Linked DNA regions of Homo sapiens: region 2 is linked to region 1. Evidence: chromatin loops called from intact Hi-C (ENCODE). Cell type or tissue: dorsolateral prefrontal cortex. All regions are shown on one strand.

Region 1 (4,000 bases):
TCCACCCGCCTCGGCCTCCCAAAGTGCTGGGATTACAGGTGTGAGCCACCACGCCCGGCCTTTTTTTTTTTTTTTTTTTACTTTGGATGATTCAGACTTTCAGTCCTATGAAAGATTGGAGGCTGAGTAAGTGGACTGTCCTGTCCCCGTGTGGACAAGTGGCCCAGCCACTGCAAGCTGCTGTGTTCTGGAAAAAGGACAATTTATATCCAGGTCTGTATTCGAATCCCACTCTGCTGCTTGGGAAGCTCTCTGAGATTCACGGTTTCCCAACAAAAAAGTGGCATTGTGAGGGCCATAATGGTCTAAGAGGAAAAGAGGAGCTGAGAATAAGCTTGTCACCATCGGGCACACCCGTCAGCATTTTCTTCTCTTCTTCCTGAACACCCAGCAGATCGGACAGCAGCCTCCCCTGCAGCCAGGTGAGTTCTAGCCAATAGGATGTAAGCCAGGGAGCACTCTTCCCCCTTCTGTAGGCTGGATCCAGATGTAGACACTGAGGCCCTAGAGAACAGAGGAGCCACAAGGTGGGAGAATTCCTGGAAGGGATCGGAAGAGGGAGGACAGCTACCTGCCAGCCAGGACCTCGCATTTTCAACTCTTCAGGGAATAAGCAATAAACTTCATACTTGGGACTTTGGACATTATGGGGTCCTTTTGCTATAGGAGCCAGCATTAACCCAAAGGAGACAGATCATGTCATCTGCAGAACCTCTTCCAAGGCAAGCAGCATCAGGGAGATGTGTCTGAACAAAGCAAGGGGATTCGGGACAGAAGAATCTTGACCTAGTCAAGTTCAACTAAAAGCACACACTTGGGAAAGGAAGGAAGCCCCGAGATCACGGCTCTCCCTTAAGACAGAACCTTCCTTCTGCCCAGAACCTTTCAGCATTGAAGCAAAGCAACAGGCCCATGCTTGGGAGATCTAACTCCCCAGAATAAGTGTCTGACCATGTGTAAGCCTTAATCATCTAATGTGATTAGGGTCAACAGCGTGACTTAGCCTAGTGGTGAAAAACTCTGAAAAAGATTCAGGAAAACCCAGATGATCTTGCCTTGCTTTAACTAGGAGAACCAGAACAGCAGGGCAATTGACGTTAACTACAAGACCCAGGCCCGGCTGTTGTGCTCCTCCTGGGAGCATCAGGCACTCACCACACCCCCACATGCCCTGGCCACATCCACAGCTGCTGCTGCAGACACCACACATCTGGGCTGGCTCTGCTGCAGTCCCTCTGTAGTGACGCAAGCCAGAAAGATTCACTTCTGTGTGGATCTGCCACCTGCAGCAGGGCACCTGTCGCCTGTGGTTTTGAACTTGCTAACTGCGGGTGCAATGCAACTGCACCAGTGCATGCAGCACAGTGTGATTCCCACAAGCCGCCTCTCAACTGTTTTCTCCCTTCCTAGCCCAGTGCCATGGCCTTCGGCAACAACACAGGGCAGAGGGGTGGGGATCATCAACTTCTTAATCCTGGGGCACAGGCAGGAAATGTAAGCCAGCCCTGCTCCTGCCTCTACTCCCAAGCATGGGCTGTGACAGCCCTGAAATCCCAGTTCAGCCACTCAATTGCCCTGTGACCTGAGGCAAGATACTCACCATCTCTGAGTTTCTCTCCTCCAAAAAGTGGAGATGATGCCTGCACCTCCTTCCCAGGTTGCTGGGATCCTGAGTCCTAGCCCAGTGCTGCCCAGTATCGTTTGCACCCTTGCCAGGTATGAGGACTGACAAGTCGTAAATGAGCTGTGTGAGTCATTGTTCCTCTGTGAACCTCAGTTTTTTCCCCTACCTGGTGATGGAATAGGCTCGGCCCTGCCTATCCCTGTTGGTGTTGCTGCAGGAGCAGCTGTAAAACCCAGCAGACCATTTACTGCCATGACAGCCTGCCATCACCCATCCCTAACCAAGGAAACCCCAGGTGACTTTTGGGATGTTGCAGGAGGCAGAGGGGCCTAGGTGACTCTCAGTGGCAGCTACAGGAGCCCAGTGCTCCCAGCACTCACTGCCTGAATCAGATGTGGGTGCGGAGGATGGACGTGCAGGGATGAGGGCCCTGGGCTCATCGGAGCCTGTGGCCATGGCAACCTCATCAGGAGCTCCATGTGGGGATTATTAAGGAATATTTGCATTAATTAAGAGTCCAAACATCTTCCTTTTCCAGGCAGGGACCTGACACACACATGCCTCTCTCCAGCCTCTAAGTACCCTTGGCTATGCCTTGGGCAGCCTGCTGGGTGCTGGAGCGGGTCCTGCAGCATAAGGATTCTGGCTCTGCTCTCCAACCTCTCAGAACCTCACTTGCATTGACGCATTTCCCTCTACTGCTGTCCCCAGCCTTCTAAGTGAGCCATCAGCAGCCTCAAGTGCATCATCCATCTGCTTTATTCACAAAACAAACCATCGTTGCTGGGCTGGTCCGGACTCCGCCCTCCCTCTTTGACATCATCATGAACAATAGTCATTGTTTTGTTTGAACCAAAATTGTCTAATGTTGTACAAAAATAGAGTCACTTTGAGTCTTCCAAAGGACATGTGACATCCTGGAAGCTGGAACAAAACCCAAGCCCCAGAGGCATCCCACAGATGACCACAGTGAACCTGGATGTGCGGGGACCCAGGTGGAGCCCAGAGACTGGGGACAAGAAGGTGGCTTGGAGGAAGAGGATAGGAGCCCTCCTGCAAACACCCCTGACTCTGCAGTGGGGTCTCACCTGAGAACTACCCCCATAGTTTCAGCAGGGCAGTTCTTTGTGGAGACAGTGGGTGCAGAGACCAGCAGGTCAGCCCCAGGGCGAGCAGCAGACCCCATGGAGAGGAGCCCCTTGCTGGGGGGTGGGGGAACTCACTCCCCATAACAGGCATGGTATAGCCCTTCCTTCCTCTAGGCCCCACCTGTGGCTTCTCTCCGTAGAGGTCCATCCTGCTCTGAGCCTCAGCCACATAAAACCTCCCTCCACACCCACCAGGAGCCCCAGCTCTGCTGTTGGGCCTGCTCTAGCCACCTTCTCTTCCATTTCCTGAAGACGTTGCGGGACCTCCCATCCCCATTTCATGAGCACAGAGGACTGGGGAGAGCAGCCCAGAGTCAAGTGGGTGTGAGTGCCTGCTGCTCAGATGGGGTCCACACATGCCCCTCCTTCCTGTTTGTTCCCCCAAATTCCTGATTTTCACCTTCCTTGCAGGCTGGGGATGAGGAACAACCCCCTTCAGAGCCCAGCCCTTATCAGAGTCCACACCTCCCAGACAGAACGGCTAAGAAGGCACACAGACCCCAGCAAGTCAGACCTGGAAGCATACTCACTGCTGGAGGCCTGGGGTCCTTGGTACAGGGGAGTTCCCCTGGTTAAGGGAAACCTTAGCCCTTGTCTGGGCCCAGCTGTATGACCAAGGCTGGTATCCAGGCCCTTAGCTTGGACACTGGCAGCGCTGCCCACCTCCCTGATGTCTTTGTCCCCTGCTGTTGGCTGGGTTCCTGGTCTGAATGATCTGAGTAACCCACAGCAGCATGGCCGCTATCTGTTGCCAAAATCCATTTCATCCAATGCCCAGAACCTCCTGCTGTCCCAGTCCACCCCTGGATATTGACAAGGCCTGGGTGAGCCAAGGACCTTCCACAACACCCTGCATTTGTGGGCTGGCCAGCTTCCTGGGGAACCGTCCTCCCTGGGACCCTCCCCAGTCTCAGCATGTTCAGTTCCCACTGGCTCTCCTAGGACAGTAACTTGTCCCTGTGCATGTAGCTTGCATCACCCTCGATATCAACTTCCTAAAGTGGTGGCCTGGACAATGAATTTCTAAAGACAGTGACACCAAAATATGTCATCCATCCCCTGTGTTTCTCTCATGATATGAGGTTGACCTGCCTCTATTTGAGGGGTGTCTATGTCCTCTGAATCTAAGTGGACCTTGGAAACCACTCCAACCAATAGATCAAGGGAAGTCACACTATGTGGCTTCTGGAACCAAGTTGCTTCTCTCCTGGGTCCCGTGCCTCCTGGA
Region 2 (4,000 bases), 200 kb before region 1:
TTCACGATTCTAATGCAAATAGCTACACTGAGAAGTGCCATCACTGCTCACTCCGTACCCACTCATCTCCCCGGATTTAGTGAGAAGTGAAATGGCCCAAAGGTGGGCATCAGGAAAGGGAACCCAAAAAAGGCCACAGCCAGCCAGCCGTGTCCAGACTGTGGGTTTGCTGCCAAAGACTCCAGACTCAGTTTCTGTGCGTCTGTGTCGACAAAAGCACCAGAACTTGCTAGCATCCCTAGTCCTCTCGGTGATGGTGATGTTTGATTTATGCATGTATATCTCTCAAATGGCATTTTAAATGATGCCAAATGTGATTCCTATGTTTCTTTAAAAGTGAATAAATATAATTCACAGAAATCGTTGATAGAAAATGGCAGAAAAAATAGAAATACCTTCTATGTTGCCAAAGAAAGGATGGAGTCCTTTTCTATCGAGTGTTGTTTTCATCCTTTTTCCATGAGTTTCCACAAAACATTGGGCTGTTCAGGCATTTCAGTATCAACTTAGAGAGTTGGCTGTTTCTAGTTGGAAAACAAAAGCAGATTCTTTTCTTTCTTTCTTTCTTTCTTTCTTTCTTTCTTTCTTTCTTTCTTTCTTTCTTTCTTCTTTCTTTCTTTCTTTCTTTTTTCTTTCTCTCTCTCTCTTTCTTCTTTTTTTCCTTCTGTCTTAATTCAAGTGATGTGTGCCATGCTTGTTACAGATCGTAAAACCCAAGCGCACTGCTGTGTGCAGACACCACAGCATCTTTCTTTAGACTTGACCTCACGTCTGGCTCCACAACATGCTTAGTTAAAGCTCAGCTTTTAAAATGATGGTCCTGTCAGCCATGTCCATTGGAATATCAGTGACCTGCCTGACCAAGGAGGACACTGCAGAGTGTGGGATTTATATTTGGAAGCATGTACTGTGGAAGATTCATTCCTCATAAAGCAAAATAAATTGCATTTATGATCTTAGGCTGACAAGGTGTATGCAGAACTCTGGGGAAGCCCTGAGGGAAAGTTTTCTAACTAGTGAAGAAATATTGAAAACAGAAGTGGGGTAGCTGTCCAACTCTACCGTATAAACACTAAAAAACACAAGAAATGAAACTTGAAAAAAAGATATTTCCTCAAACTGGCAAGCATACTAAAATAATTTGAAGCTTTTAGGAAAAGAAATCTACCTATCTATCTACTTATCTACCTATGTAGATAACATCTATCTACCTATGTAGACAGCATATTTACATATTCCATCTATTTTTTTATATTATAAAGGTTATTTTGTACTTTACATATGTAGGGTGTGCTTTGCTTTGCAGATTGTACTTCTACTTATAATCTACTAAAACTCTTGAAGATGGCGATTCCTCTGGGACCTAAATGTCGTACCTGTAGCTTCCATATCCTCTGCAGCATGCACAGGGCAGTAGCCCCGGATGACAGCGAAGATAGCACGTGTGAGGTGCTCTGAGCAGCAGGAGTGGATTCCATGGATCGAATCTGTGAATCCAGTTCACGGATATCGTTGATCACCCTTCAAGCTTATTTCAGGCCCTAAGCTGTGCTGTGCCCAGCCGTTTATGTGGCTGCATTTCTGATGGGAAGCTATATAGAGTAGGGACTGGGGACAGAGGTCCCAAGGCCACACCGGCTGGGTTCAGATTCCAGCCTTGCCACTTATTAGCTGTGTGACCATCAGTGACATACTTTGCCTCTCTGTACCTCTGTTCCCTCTTCTGGAAATGGGGGTAGTTATAGAATGTCCATGTCACAGGGGGTTATTACGTATTTCATGGTAAGCTTAGTCCCTGTGCTTCCGATATTATTCATCTGTCATGCACTAGACTCTGTCTTACAGAGTTAAAGAAGCACCCACTTGTGGTGTCTCATCCAGGAGAGTTTTATGCATCAGAGCAAGTAAGGCCGGTGCCCCAGGTGTACCCACTGGGCACTCACCTCTGCAGGCCCCGAGCTGCTTCTGGCTGACACCTGTGGCCTTTTTCCTGGGGATTCTTTTCCAGCAAGGGGAGACTGCTCTGCCCATGCCAGGGCAAGCTAAGGGCCGAGAACGAATGGCCCACGAGCAGCCCTTGGCCAGTGGCGGGCAGGACGTTGCTGGGAAGATGCCCCTGTCCTGATAGCTGTGAGTGAATGTCCTATACAGTCCCCTAGACGTTCCCACAGGGCTGAGCCCCAGCCACTGGCAGCAGCAACTGGCTTAACCACACATACCCCTCACCTTCTTTCTGTTCCCTACCTTTCTTGCCCCTACCCAGTGCTTTCTGGAACCACCTCCCAAGTGCACTCAGATCCTCGTCGCAGGGCCAGCTTCTGGGAGGTCTTGGGCATCATCCTGGATGCAGGAGTCATAGCCTTGTGGAAGCAGCAGGCCTGTTCTGCGTCATCTGCTTTCTCCCCATCACTAAGTGAATCCTGTCCAGGACAAGTGGCGAGCAGGGCTTGGAGTGTCACGTGGGAGGCAGTGTCTCTTGGGAAGCATCTCTGCCTGTGCATCAGTGCTGCTCTGATTCACAGAGCATCGTCCTGGCCTCTCCAGGATGAATCATACCCCGGGCACAGACAGGAATGAATGTCAGGGAGACAGAATCTCTCAGAATCCTCACCCTTGAATCTTCCCTGCAGAGTTCTGGGAAAGAATGACTTTGAAACAATCATTTATTTGACCCTGGCAGCTATTTCAGTGACTTTTAAGCAAGCTATTTTAGTGATTTTTAAGAGTTAGTGTCATTCCATGGATGTCCCATTCAAATCTTTGTTAAGAACATGCTAATTTGCTTTTCTGGATCAAATGCACATCCTCCAAGTGCATTGCCATTTGGCTTCTGGTTAGGATGGTGTGAAGGCCTTGGGGCTGTCCTCTCTGTTAAAGGAAATAAAATACAAAGGTCACTGAAGAAGAGAAGAGTGACAGTACTGATTCATACAGTGCCTGCTGACGTGTCTGGAAAGCAGAGCGCTGACGTGGGAGTTTTGTCTTTGCATTTATGTTAATTCTGCTTTAAACTCTGGGAAATTAAGTAGATACGAACTTTGGCACAATTATGTTCAGTGATCATTCAAGATGTCATAGCATGAAGCCCATCACACTTCCAAGTTTCAAGGGCCCTTTATCTGGGATGCGTGAATGGACAGATTCATGGTCAGGGTCTCAGAAGCTTTGTGGTCTTCAGCTGAGCTTGGGAAGCAGACTGTGCCCTCATTCTTCTCATTCCTTCTTCTCTGTTGCTCCTTCCTGAGGACTGTGGGGGAAGGCAGGCGTCCCCTGCCAGAAGGCGGCTTGTAATGCCTGGAAATATAGCTGGGGATGCGTTCCTTCTGCACGGTACTTATCACGCAAGGCAGGGCGGACAGGTGGCAATATAACCAGCTAACTAAATGCACAGATGATCCTAACAAGGTGGAGGAAAAAGATCAGGAAAAATGAGATCACACCAAGAGGGAGGTGAGCACCTCAAATATATTTTGGTGTCTAGAGCTGGCTGTGTGCTCAGCAGCAGTGCTGAGAGGGAGACACAATCAGCAGCATGACTCACAGTGTCCACGCGGTAAAAATAGACCAGGGGCTCAGGAGAAGCTCGTCTACTTTTGCTCTGATACGGGATGCAGAGTTCTCATAGAAGCAATGAGCGTCACCCCCAAAATCCCCCAATGGGAATGCCTCCCCAGCCCCCCAGCGCTCCAGTCCCTCTGACCCTTTGCTAGCTTTCCACTGCTCTTATCTGCAGAACTCATTTATTGAGCTCATGATCTCAGCCCCCTGGCACTCCAATCCCCCTGACCCTGTGCTAACTTTCCTACAGCTCTTATCTGCAGAACTCACTCATTGAGCTCATGATCTGCCTCTCATCTTTAGGTCAAGTGTGAGCTTCACAAGAACACAGGCTTCTTCTGGCTGCTTCCCTGCCACCCCCAGCGCCTACTGCAGGGTGCGTACTCGGGCATGACTTGTTGAATGACTGGATTGAAGACATTTCATGAGGATTGCTGCTTAC

Evidence for each region. Hi-C counts contacts between places; a loop is a spot of excess contacts. Peaks named below come from ENCODE experiments on the same cell type or tissue, not always from the same donor. Only the 100,000 strongest peaks of a DNase experiment are listed, where the experiment ranks them.
Region 2: it touches region 1 in a loop (2.7-fold over the local background); 2 of 110 quality-filtered maps call a loop at or near these places.

What each region holds. Positions count from the first base shown.
Region 1 is chr20:24,697,167-24,701,166 of GRCh38, forward strand. No RefSeq gene overlaps it. Among named protein-coding and RNA genes, the nearest start is that of LINC02967, 220 kb to the right of the region's middle. In dorsolateral prefrontal cortex, no CTCF peak of the experiment used is centred here; a DNase peak (open chromatin) is centred at 2,425; H3K4me3 peaks cover 587 bases; H3K27ac peaks cover 1,648 bases.
Region 2 is chr20:24,499,925-24,503,924 of GRCh38, forward strand. All of the region lies in intron 1 of SYNDIG1 (synapse differentiation inducing 1), which reads left to right. Among named protein-coding and RNA genes, the nearest start is that of SYNDIG1, 32 kb to the left of the region's middle. RefSeq lists an enhancer at 3,787-4,000. In dorsolateral prefrontal cortex, no CTCF peak of the experiment used is centred here; DNase peaks (open chromatin) are centred at 2,457, 3,547 and 3,927; H3K4me3 peaks cover 957 bases; H3K27ac peaks cover 4,000 bases.